Regions from separate parts of the Mus musculus genome. Here region 2 is linked to region 1. Evidence: chromatin loops called from intact Hi-C (ENCODE). Cell type or tissue: gastrocnemius. All regions are shown on one strand.

Region 1 (5,000 bases):
AATAAGGTCTTCGAAAAAGAGTGGCTAACCATTCACCATCTGTCAGATTTTACAATGAGTGTTGGAATTTACCATAAATAATTACAAGATTGGGCTGGAGAGATGGCTTAGTGGTTAAGAGCACTGACTGCTCTTCCAAAGGTCCTGAGTTCAAATCCCAGCAACCACATGGTGGCTCATAACCATCCATAATTAGATCCAATGCCCTCTTCTGTGTGTCAGAAGACAGCTACAGTGTACTTACATATAATAAATAAATGAATGTTTAAAAAAAAGGATCACAAAATTGGGCTTAACTGGATTTGGTTTAATTATATTCCCTTGATTTGCCTTCCAAGCATGGTGAGACTGTAGAGGGAAAATCTCTTAGCTCGGGGCAGATAGCCAGCATCAAAGTCCTGCCTGGAGCCACTGGGTTCCCAATAGTTCATTGCCTATGGAGAGTGAGCAGACGCCACTCAGTGTTCGGTGGAAATGTGACACAGACAGGGTGGGAGACTTGGCGCCATCACAGTTGAATGCTGTCTCTCTTCAGACAGGGTTGTGACAAAACTTCTGTGGGTCTCACCAAGCAACAGCACTGGGAGACAGACTTGGGGTTTTGGGAGACATTCTTTCTTTGGGTCCACCCAGAAATCCAAGAGCAGGTTTTTCCAGGAAGACTCTGCCTTTATCAAAGCATCCCAGACAAAAACTAAAGGATGATCTTCATGGTCTTTGAGACATGAACTAAACTAAAGGAAGCCTTGTTGGTTATTTTAGCCATTCCCATCTGGAGATCAGCTTCTGTGTTCATTCACGGTGTGAGCCCAAAGGCCACCTCTGTTCACTCAACCAATGACACACAAACAGATATCTCTAGTAAGGCTTTTAGGTTGCTTCAGTGTTAAGGGGCAAAGATCATAGCGCATGTGATGGCAGATACCCAGCTGGCCAATGACAAAGGGGAAACTGCATTTAGTAAGAATGGTACAAGGAGGTATGTTAACAGGTGTGTCTAATGTGTCCCATAGAGCATCATGGGAGTCATTCTACACATCCTAGCTTCACTGTATTTTTAAGCGGGTGTTTGGGGTTCTTGGCATGTGTACCAGAGAATGTTGGGTGGGTCAGGCATCTTTAACTTCCCTCTGGTGATTATGGGGGTCTTACTGGTTTGCTGGGATGGAGGGAGGTAGAACCTCTATTCAGTGTAAAGTGCAGAGGAATTACTTCTGGATCAACCTGACACCAAAGAAAAACAAATAAGTGCACTGTAAAGAGGTTACCTGGGGAGTCTGAGGTGTTTCATGAATGGTGTAGCTTTGTTCTATGCAGCCACAGCTACAGCATTGCCTGGTCACCCACTTCCTAGACCCACTGAGTACCCTTCCTAACTAGGATCCCCAGCTCGGTCCTTCCCTGCCAATAGATTTCTATCCCCTCCCTGAGGCCATGTGTACGTAGGGAAGGATTGCACACAGCTGGTTTGGAGGAGTGACTCACTCTGGTAACAGTGAGATGAGCCGCCTCAAGGAGGCAATGCAGACACTCAAGACACCCAGCTGTGCTGATATGTGGAACCTGGCACAGCTAAATTCATGAAAACCTGGGCATTTGGCCCAGGAGACAGTCATGTATGACAAGAAGATAACGTAGAACAAAAAGAGCAGGAGGTCTAGGGTCTTGACTGTCCATATTGCCTCCCTGAAGAGGCTCATCACACTGTTACCAGAGGATGAGTCATTCCTCCAAACCAGCTGTGTGCAACCCTTCCCTACATGCACAGGGCCTCAGGGAGAGGATAGAAATCTATTGGCTGCGAAGAACCGAGCTCTGCAGCTGTCAGTTCAACAAACACAACTCTTCGCATCAAAGGGAGTGAGAATTTATTCTAGAGCCAAATTTGAGTGACCAAGGCCTAGAAAATACGCAGCGAGGTCATCTCAGGTTCCTATATTTCCACACGGAAGCAGTTTCATAAAGTTATTTTTAAAAAATAATAGCTGCATACCACAGAATTGTTATAAGGCAATTTTAAAATACAGCAATGGATACATCAGAAAGGAGGCTAAAGCGAGATGGAGGAAGCCCTGCTATAGACCTCAGGTGCTATCTGACATCACTGGTAGCTTTTGAGTTGGTGGAAGTTAGTTATCTGCTAAGTTAATAGATTCTAGAAAGGTGAATCTATGGATATTAGTTCCAACACAGAGGTAGGCAAGGAACGGCTTCTCAAGGGGCTAAAGCTAGCCCAAGATAAGGTAGCCAGCTTCTGGTCCTGCCACATTCCACACCGTTCCACACCACTGCAGCGCTGATTAGTCAATCCGTCTTTGCAGAAAGAGCTTTTTGCCAGGAATTTTCATTCCCTCAGCTAAGGAGGTGTTATCATCTCCAGTGGGGCTTTTTTAAGCCCTCCCACACTCCTGCCTATAACCCCCATCATAGCTAATTGCTTGGTAAATAAGCCTAATAAGCAATTTACATTGACATGAAGTACATGCAGCCATCTTTAGCATTCAATGGCAATGATTCCAGGACCCTTGCAGACACTAATCTCAGAGAATGTTCACATTCCTTATTGAAATTGGTGTAGCATCCTCATGTAGCCTCCCTACAGTTTCCTGTGCATTTAATTTCCTCTCCAGTTGACTTACAATACCTGCTCCAATGTAATAACCCTGCTAGTACGCTATGAGGGGATAAGGGCAGAAACAGTGTACACACATGTTCACTGCAGATACCACATTGCAGGTAAGGAGTACCTTGATTTTCAGTTAAATCAAATCTATGTTTCAAAAATCCGTAGATACCAAGGTCAGACACGATGTCCAGATGACCTAGTTTGATGATGAAAGATGGTGGTGGTTTATTTATAGCCCCACCCCCAACTTATACTTATTTGCTTTGAGCATGTGAAATTACTTTAAAGAATGAAGGCATTCATTCTTTAAAGGGCTGACAAGAAGTGTCAGTGGATAAGAACACCTAAGGTTCTTTCACAGGGCCCAGGTTCAGTCCTCAGCTCGGAGTTCTATGAGATCCAATGCCCCCTTCTGGCCTCTGTTGGCATTGCATGTGGTGCACATATGTACTCCCACACACAAAAAATTAAAATAAATACTTTTTTAATGAAGTCCAATGTTGTGGTTCTGTTTAATGCTCCTTCTGACACATGCACGTGTGTGTGCATGTGCACACACATATACACACACATACAGAGGCTCATATGTTGGGACACGCATTCTTAGAAGGCATGCTGTTTTGAGAGGTTAAGTGACCTTCTGGCTAGCTAGCATGGGGTAGGTTGCTGAAGGCAACCTTTGAAGGTACAGCCCTATACACTAGTTCTAGTTTGACTCTCTTGCCTTCCTGTTCTGTCCCCCTTGAGCGCCTTTGCCTTAGGCTCACTATGACAAAGAACTGCTCAGCCACACCTTCTCCATCCAATGGACTAAAAGCCCCAGAAACCGGGAGCCCAAAGGAATCCACCCTTCCTTAGATTGCCTCTTCAGAAGGTTTGTCCTAGGCAAGAAGTAGTAGCTGATACAGCACGTAGTCACGGTTGCATATACTGTGTAGGTGAATAGTCAAGTTTAAGTGTTTCTCTGCAATTAGCAGAGACACTAGCTTGCTTTAGTGTGGGAATCGGGATGTTATATATCATAAACAAAGCCAGCCGCCGAGTGTAGTGACATGCTGAGGAGAGCACTTTTGAGAGACCTGGGAAAGTCACCAGTGTCCTGGATACCTATCCTCGTGATTAAAACACAAAAAGTGGCCTAGATACAGGGCTAGCAAGCTATGGGCCACATCTGCTCTCTACACTTCTGTAAATTACATTTTATGGGCAGGCAGCAATGCTCACTGACATACTTGGTATCAGTGGTTGCCTTTGAACTAAAATTTTTTACTGTCTGACTCTTTACAAAATAAGATTGTCAGACTTGACCTGTGCCTTCCTTTTCAAGAATGCCTTTAGTGCTGAAGTCTGTGGCTCTGTGATATGCTCACTTCGTGGCAGAAATGAGAGGAAAAAGGCAAAGGTCTCAGAAATAGAGGAAGGGTGCTCTGGTTCTGGGCAGGTTTGGAATTTAAAGGAGGCTCTGTTGTGTTCAGACTTAATCCCGTCACAGCGTCCACCCTCATCCCTGCTGCCTTCCTGTTTTGCCTGAAGCATTTGCCACCACTGCCTGGGGACCATTTTAGTTACATATAAAAGCCCTATAGTCATTCTGTGTGGGGCTCATGGGTTCCTTGTCTTTCAACTATATCAGCTCGGAAAAAATGCCTTTCATTCTCTGGAAAGCAATGTTTCCCACGTGGAGTATAAATCGACTTCATTTTGCCAGACTAGAGGCATTTGGTGAGGAAAATGGGCCACGTGTACCCCCAGGTGCTGCCCAGGCACACTTGGTGGCTTCTCCCAGGGGGCTGGATTAGACCGTGTTCCCTCCTACCTGGGTACGGAGAGCCTGCACACGGGTCTAATTGACCTGTCACTTCACAATGAGATTACAGGAATAAAGCTAAGATGTCTTCTTTGTCTCAGGTGATTTAATTTGTCAGCTGTCAGCTCAGTTGGATGTAGTTAGCTGTGAGTCCCTTAGACAGGATGCATGTCAGAGTGCTTGGACCACGGAGCTGCCCGTGGCTACTCCCCTACACTGCCACACGTGCCAGTGGAATGTAAGGGAAGATCAATAATTTTGATTCAGAAATTTTTAGAATTAAAAAAAGATCTGTGGAGTATAGCTGTTGCTAAATTTGTACAATACTTGGGTAACAGGCACACATCCCTGAATTTGACACACACCCCCACTTCAGATAAGGAGTGGTCATTATGTCAGTTTTTCATTTTGCATGTATCCATGTTTATTTACATGTTGTGTGTGCACACACGTGCATGTATGTGCATGTATGTGAGTGTGTGTGCATGTGTGTGCATATGTGTGTGCATATGTGTGTGCATATGTGTGTGTTGTACATTCAGTGTGAGCTGGGCAGTGAGTTGCAGT
Region 2 (5,000 bases), 220 kb before region 1:
ACTATAGGCAGTTGATAGCTGCTGGGAGAAGGCCAGAACACAAGTGTGTGGCCCCTGGTAGGTCCACCATATGCCAGTGGAAGGCCACACGAAGGTTATAAAAGCACACTGGTTAAAGTAAGAAATCTACCAGTCAGGGCTGACAAGGTGCCCAGGACCTCCTGTTTCAACTGATGGAGTGCTGACCTTGTGTGGCGCCACACACAGTTCTCTTTGACTTGACCAAGTTCACCCTTTGTATTACATAAATATCTAGGTTCTTTGAAACTATGTAATATCCTGCATTTAGATACTCTCTAAATTATTTCCTTTAAGATTTGTGGGTCCCTGTTTTATTAACACCTTGTGGTCTGCTCCTGTATGCTCTTTAAATGCTCAGATGTGGTTGGGGTCAGCACATCCATGCTGATCCGTATGTCTGTTTGTTCTTAGTGTGTGCTGCTGTGGTGATATCCTAGGAAATCCAACTACGCTCCTGATCACCAACACACATCACTGATGTGCCCACACACAGAGGACACACATCAGTGGCCATTGTCACCTGTCCCTGTCCATACTCATAGGAATTAAAAAAAAAAGACTGGTTTTTAGACCTGAAAATGTCACGATTCTGAACAAGGAAGATAAGGAAGACATCTAGACTTTCCCTGTGTTTGGGACTCCTTTGTTTACCCTATAGCTGGGTATAATAGTTTGGGAAACTATTATAATTTGAGACTTCTAAGGAATTTAATATACTCATCTGCACTGAATTGTTTTTGCTAAAATATGTTTGAAAATTATATTTAAATTTGAGTAGAAAGAGAAATTGTTAAGGGGAGGAATTTTATATGTAATTAAACATGAATTTGTTCATGTTCAGTCTTTACTTTCCTTCTGCCATGACTCAATACCGCTGTGGATATGCAGGGATGGGGAAAGGAAAACTCAACAAAGACATTTCCATGGAACACAGAGGGATGGTAGAGGATTTTTCCTTACCAGGAAGAACTCGATGATGTCATGGTGAAGTCTGAGAATAAAGTCTCAAGTTTAACTTGTTTGTTTGTTTTTTTTTCTTTTGCTTCATTTTTCTACTCTCATTTTGTCATCAGCACTTGAATCCTCACATGAAGAAGTGAAATAACATAGATGTGTGAAATCCAGTATGCCCTTGGCAGTACAGGTCACCTCCAGTATAATCACTTCTGCTAGAACTCATGTGACATGTGACACATGACACAAGACCTGTGGCTGGAGCAGAACTCATGATGACATGTAAGAACCCCGTGGCTTGGCCCTCGGCTTCTTACTCCTGGCATGACGTCAGTCTGTTGGAATAAAACCCCTGAGTCTGTTTCCTCTTTGGTGGATGGAAAGAATCATTCCGCTTGCCAGATACCACTAACTGCAACTTAAATGAGAGATAGTGCCTGCCTGTCTTGAAAACACATGGACCTGTAACGTGTTTCTCAAAGGTGAGGCTTAACTAGTCCTTAGGACTCACAACATGGAGATGGACATAGAGAAAATAATAGTCCTGAAATAAAATCTACTTTGGAATATTTGCAAATTATGAGAGTTGCAAAGATAACATGGTGAGCCCCTTGACCCATGTTGGTGTCTTCTCATGTCAACTAAATTTAAATTTGAGTAGAAAGAAAAATTGTCAATCTTATATTCCTGTGGTAAATTTGTTCACACCAAGAAACTGACATTGGTATTTTATTAACTAATAACCAAACTTTCACCAAATGGACTCTTCCCTAGTTTTTGTTTTACTGTCCTTTCTAGCACAAAGATCCATTCAGGATGCTAAATTTGATCCTCATATTCCTTAACCAAACACCTTAAAGTTTCTTCTGCTGCAATGAAACTCCATGACCAAACGCCACTTGAAGAGAAAAGGGTTTATTTCATTCCCAGTTCTTAGAACAGATCACCATCAAAAGCAGTGAGGGCAGGCATTCAGTGCACGGCAGGAGACTGAAGGTCATAGAGGGATGCTGCTTACTGGTTTGCTCCCATGGTTTGCCCAGACTGCTTTCTTATAGAAGCCAGGACCACCAGCTGAGGGATGGCACCACCCATAATGGGCTAAGCCCTCCCTCATCAATCACTAATTAAGAAAATGCCCTACTGGCTTGTCCACCGTCTGATCTTATGGAGGCACTTTCTTTTTACTTTTAAGACTTATTTATTTTATGTATGTGAGTACACTGTTGCTGTCTTCAGACACACCAGAAGAGGGACCCATTACAGATGGTTTTGAGCCGCCATGTGATTGCTAGAAATTGAACCCAGGACCTCTGGAAGAGCAGTCAGTGCTTTTAATCGCTGAGCCATCTCTCTAGCCTGGAGGTATTTTCTTAAATGAGGTTCCTTCCTCTGTAATGATTCTAGCTTGTGTCAGGTTGGCATAAAACCAGTCAGCACAGCAAATTTCTCCGAATTTCCTTTTACTTTTCCTGGATTGACAGGTGCAGACTTTTGCATGTATTGCGTACACTGTCCCCAGGCTTCACCTTCTGGTGTGGTTAGCCTGGGTTTGGGCTCTCAGTATGGCAGCAAGGATACCTGGTATCTACAGAGCATCAGTGGGGATGTTCTCTTACTCACCCAGGTGAAGCCGTATCTGTCGACTTCCCCACTGCAGTTACATTGTTGCCCTTTCTATATACCAGTGTGGGTATGGTCACTCAGACAAGCCCACCTTCGAGGACCAGAGGATAAAGTTATACTCATGGAGAAGAGTAGAGAACGGATAGTAGTAGTGTTTGTGTGTTGGGGTGGAGGGATATACCTACGTATATTCATTGGAATATATCCAATATAGAAATATATATTTTTCTATCAGGGAAACTAGTAATTTTTAAGCCGTCAAATAATGGAAACAAAGTTGATGAGCTCCTTGAAGTACCAAACTATACCCCGGAGGCCCCAGCAGGTGTCGCTGTTGAGAGAGATTGAGTCTGTCTTTGGCTGAACACTGAAGTCCTTGATAGACCTGCAAAGTACCCTATCCATTACTCTTCCTCCAGGAAAGATTTCTCTTCTAAGTAAGGAAGAAAAAATAGCATTCACGTTCTCAAACCTGGTCGACATGAACTGGTGTATGTGAGCTTCTAGATCAGCTTCAAAGTTAGTACTGTTTCAGCACGCTTCCTCCTGCTTAGAGCTCAGACCTCTCTCTACTCGAGGTAGTAAACGGGGAGAAGAGGAGGATAAGGGCATAAAATAGATGCGATACTGAAATGACAAACTATTATGTGAAGCGTCACAGCTTCTGGTCTGAATGGCTTCTCTAAATATGTAGAGGTTCATTGAGCTTATGGTCTGATTCCTGGATTTGATTAATTTCAGTGTGTGACTTTTTTTTTTCAAGAATTGAAGATTATTGATATTTTTGCAAACTATTTTTTATCCGACCCAGTAATCATTTTCAAGAATAGTTATTAGAATTGAGAAAAATAGGGAAGTGGTATTGTGGTTTTGACCTAACGCCTTTTAGTAAGGACTCTGGAGATCATATGAATGTTTTCTGTGACCCAAAGGGCTTTTGCCTATCTAAATTACTCCAGTGACCACCTGGTCCTCAAGTTACAGAGGAGAATGCCTTAGGTGGCTGCTAGACTGGATTGACAAGATGGGCTCAGAGATAGTGCAGGAGGAGCAAAAGCCTCTTCAGCAGGCAAGCTTTCTCAAGCCTTCACACTGGGATTTCACGAATGCAGGGTAAACATTTATTCATATATATATATGAATATATGTATATGTATATATGTATATATGTACCATATAGATATACCAGATTATCAAAGACCAATTACAAGGAAATTTTTTCCTGATCATCATTTTAATATTGCAAACCCAACAATACATTAAAATTAAGATGCATTCTGATTATTTATGTGGTTGGAATTTATTATTTAGAGAAAGATCTCATATAGCCAGGCTTCCCTTGAACTTCTGTTTGCACTGGCCAACTGTCTTTATCTCCTTGGTCTGGGGTTACAGGCATGCACAATTATACCTGGTATTGGGAACCAAATTTTGGATTCTTCATAAACTCTGTAGAGTGAATCCTCTCCTTAAATGTGTCTCCCTTAAATCACGGCAGGCCAGTAAGATGACTCAGCTGGGAAAAGCACTCGCTTCCGACCTGACTGCCTGAGTTTGGTCCTAAGGAGCAACAGGAGAGAAGGAGAGATCTGACTCCTGTGAATTCTCCAATCTCCACCCATGGGTGGCATGACATGTTTCACATGCATACACACATATGCACACATAAAATCAATAAATACTATAATTTAATAAAATAAATAATGGAAAACAATACATTATTGGACCATCACCTAATTCTATATAGCAATGTATCTTATAAGGATAGATTAGATAGGTTTGGACATGTTACCAGATGATTCTAAGATAGTAAAAGTCTTATTAAATATTATTTATCACTTATTGAGTAATTACCATGTGCTGAAAATTTTCACATGCATTTTTTAGTTTTCAAAACAACACTATGAGTAAACGTTATTAAATAACTTACCTAAAAATCAGAGAGCCCGTGAGTGGATGCTATACCATCCTGCAAGATCAAATCTAGGCCAATCCAGTTGTGGGGGCAGGAATTCACTGTGCTGCCTTGGCTAGTCTACCTCTGACTGCAGTTACACTTTAACTTGGAAAATATTTGGCCAAAAAATATTTTTTATTAAAAAAATGTTGGTTTTATGTTTATGGCACCAGGTTGTGTTTTGGGACTTGATCTTAGTCAGAGCCTGGCAAATGAATCTTAGCTGAAATTTCTCAGAACAGTAGACAGAGCTTTTTTTTTTTTTAAATTAACTATTTTATTTTATTTTATTTTATTTTATTTTATGTATGAGTGTTTTGTCTGCATGTATGCATGTTCACCACAAGTGTGTGTGGTACCCAGGGAGGTCAGAAGAGGAGATTGGCTACACTGGAACTGGACTTAGTTACGGCTGTTTGTGAACCACCCTCTGGGTGCTGGG

The links. A loop is a pair of places that touch in the nucleus more often than their neighbours do. Peaks named below come from ENCODE experiments on the same cell type or tissue, not always from the same donor. Only the 100,000 strongest peaks of a DNase experiment are listed, where the experiment ranks them.
Region 2: it touches region 1 in a loop (6-fold over the local background); 21 of 42 quality-filtered maps call a loop at or near these places.

Annotation. Positions count from the first base shown.
Region 1 is chr3:53,244,263-53,249,262 of GRCm38, forward strand. The region is part of intron 3 of Lhfp (lipoma HMGIC fusion partner); the gene reads left to right. Among named protein-coding and RNA genes, the nearest start is that of Gm40048, 150 kb to the right of the region's middle. In gastrocnemius, a CTCF peak has its summit at 3,047 (motif pointing left); DNase peaks (open chromatin) are centred at 3,039 and 4,408; H3K27ac peaks cover 912 bases.
Region 2 is chr3:53,026,302-53,031,301 of GRCm38, forward strand. No RefSeq gene overlaps it. Among named protein-coding and RNA genes, the nearest start is that of Cog6, 12 kb to the left of the region's middle. In gastrocnemius, a CTCF peak has its summit at 2,918 (motif pointing right); a DNase peak (open chromatin) is centred at 2,929.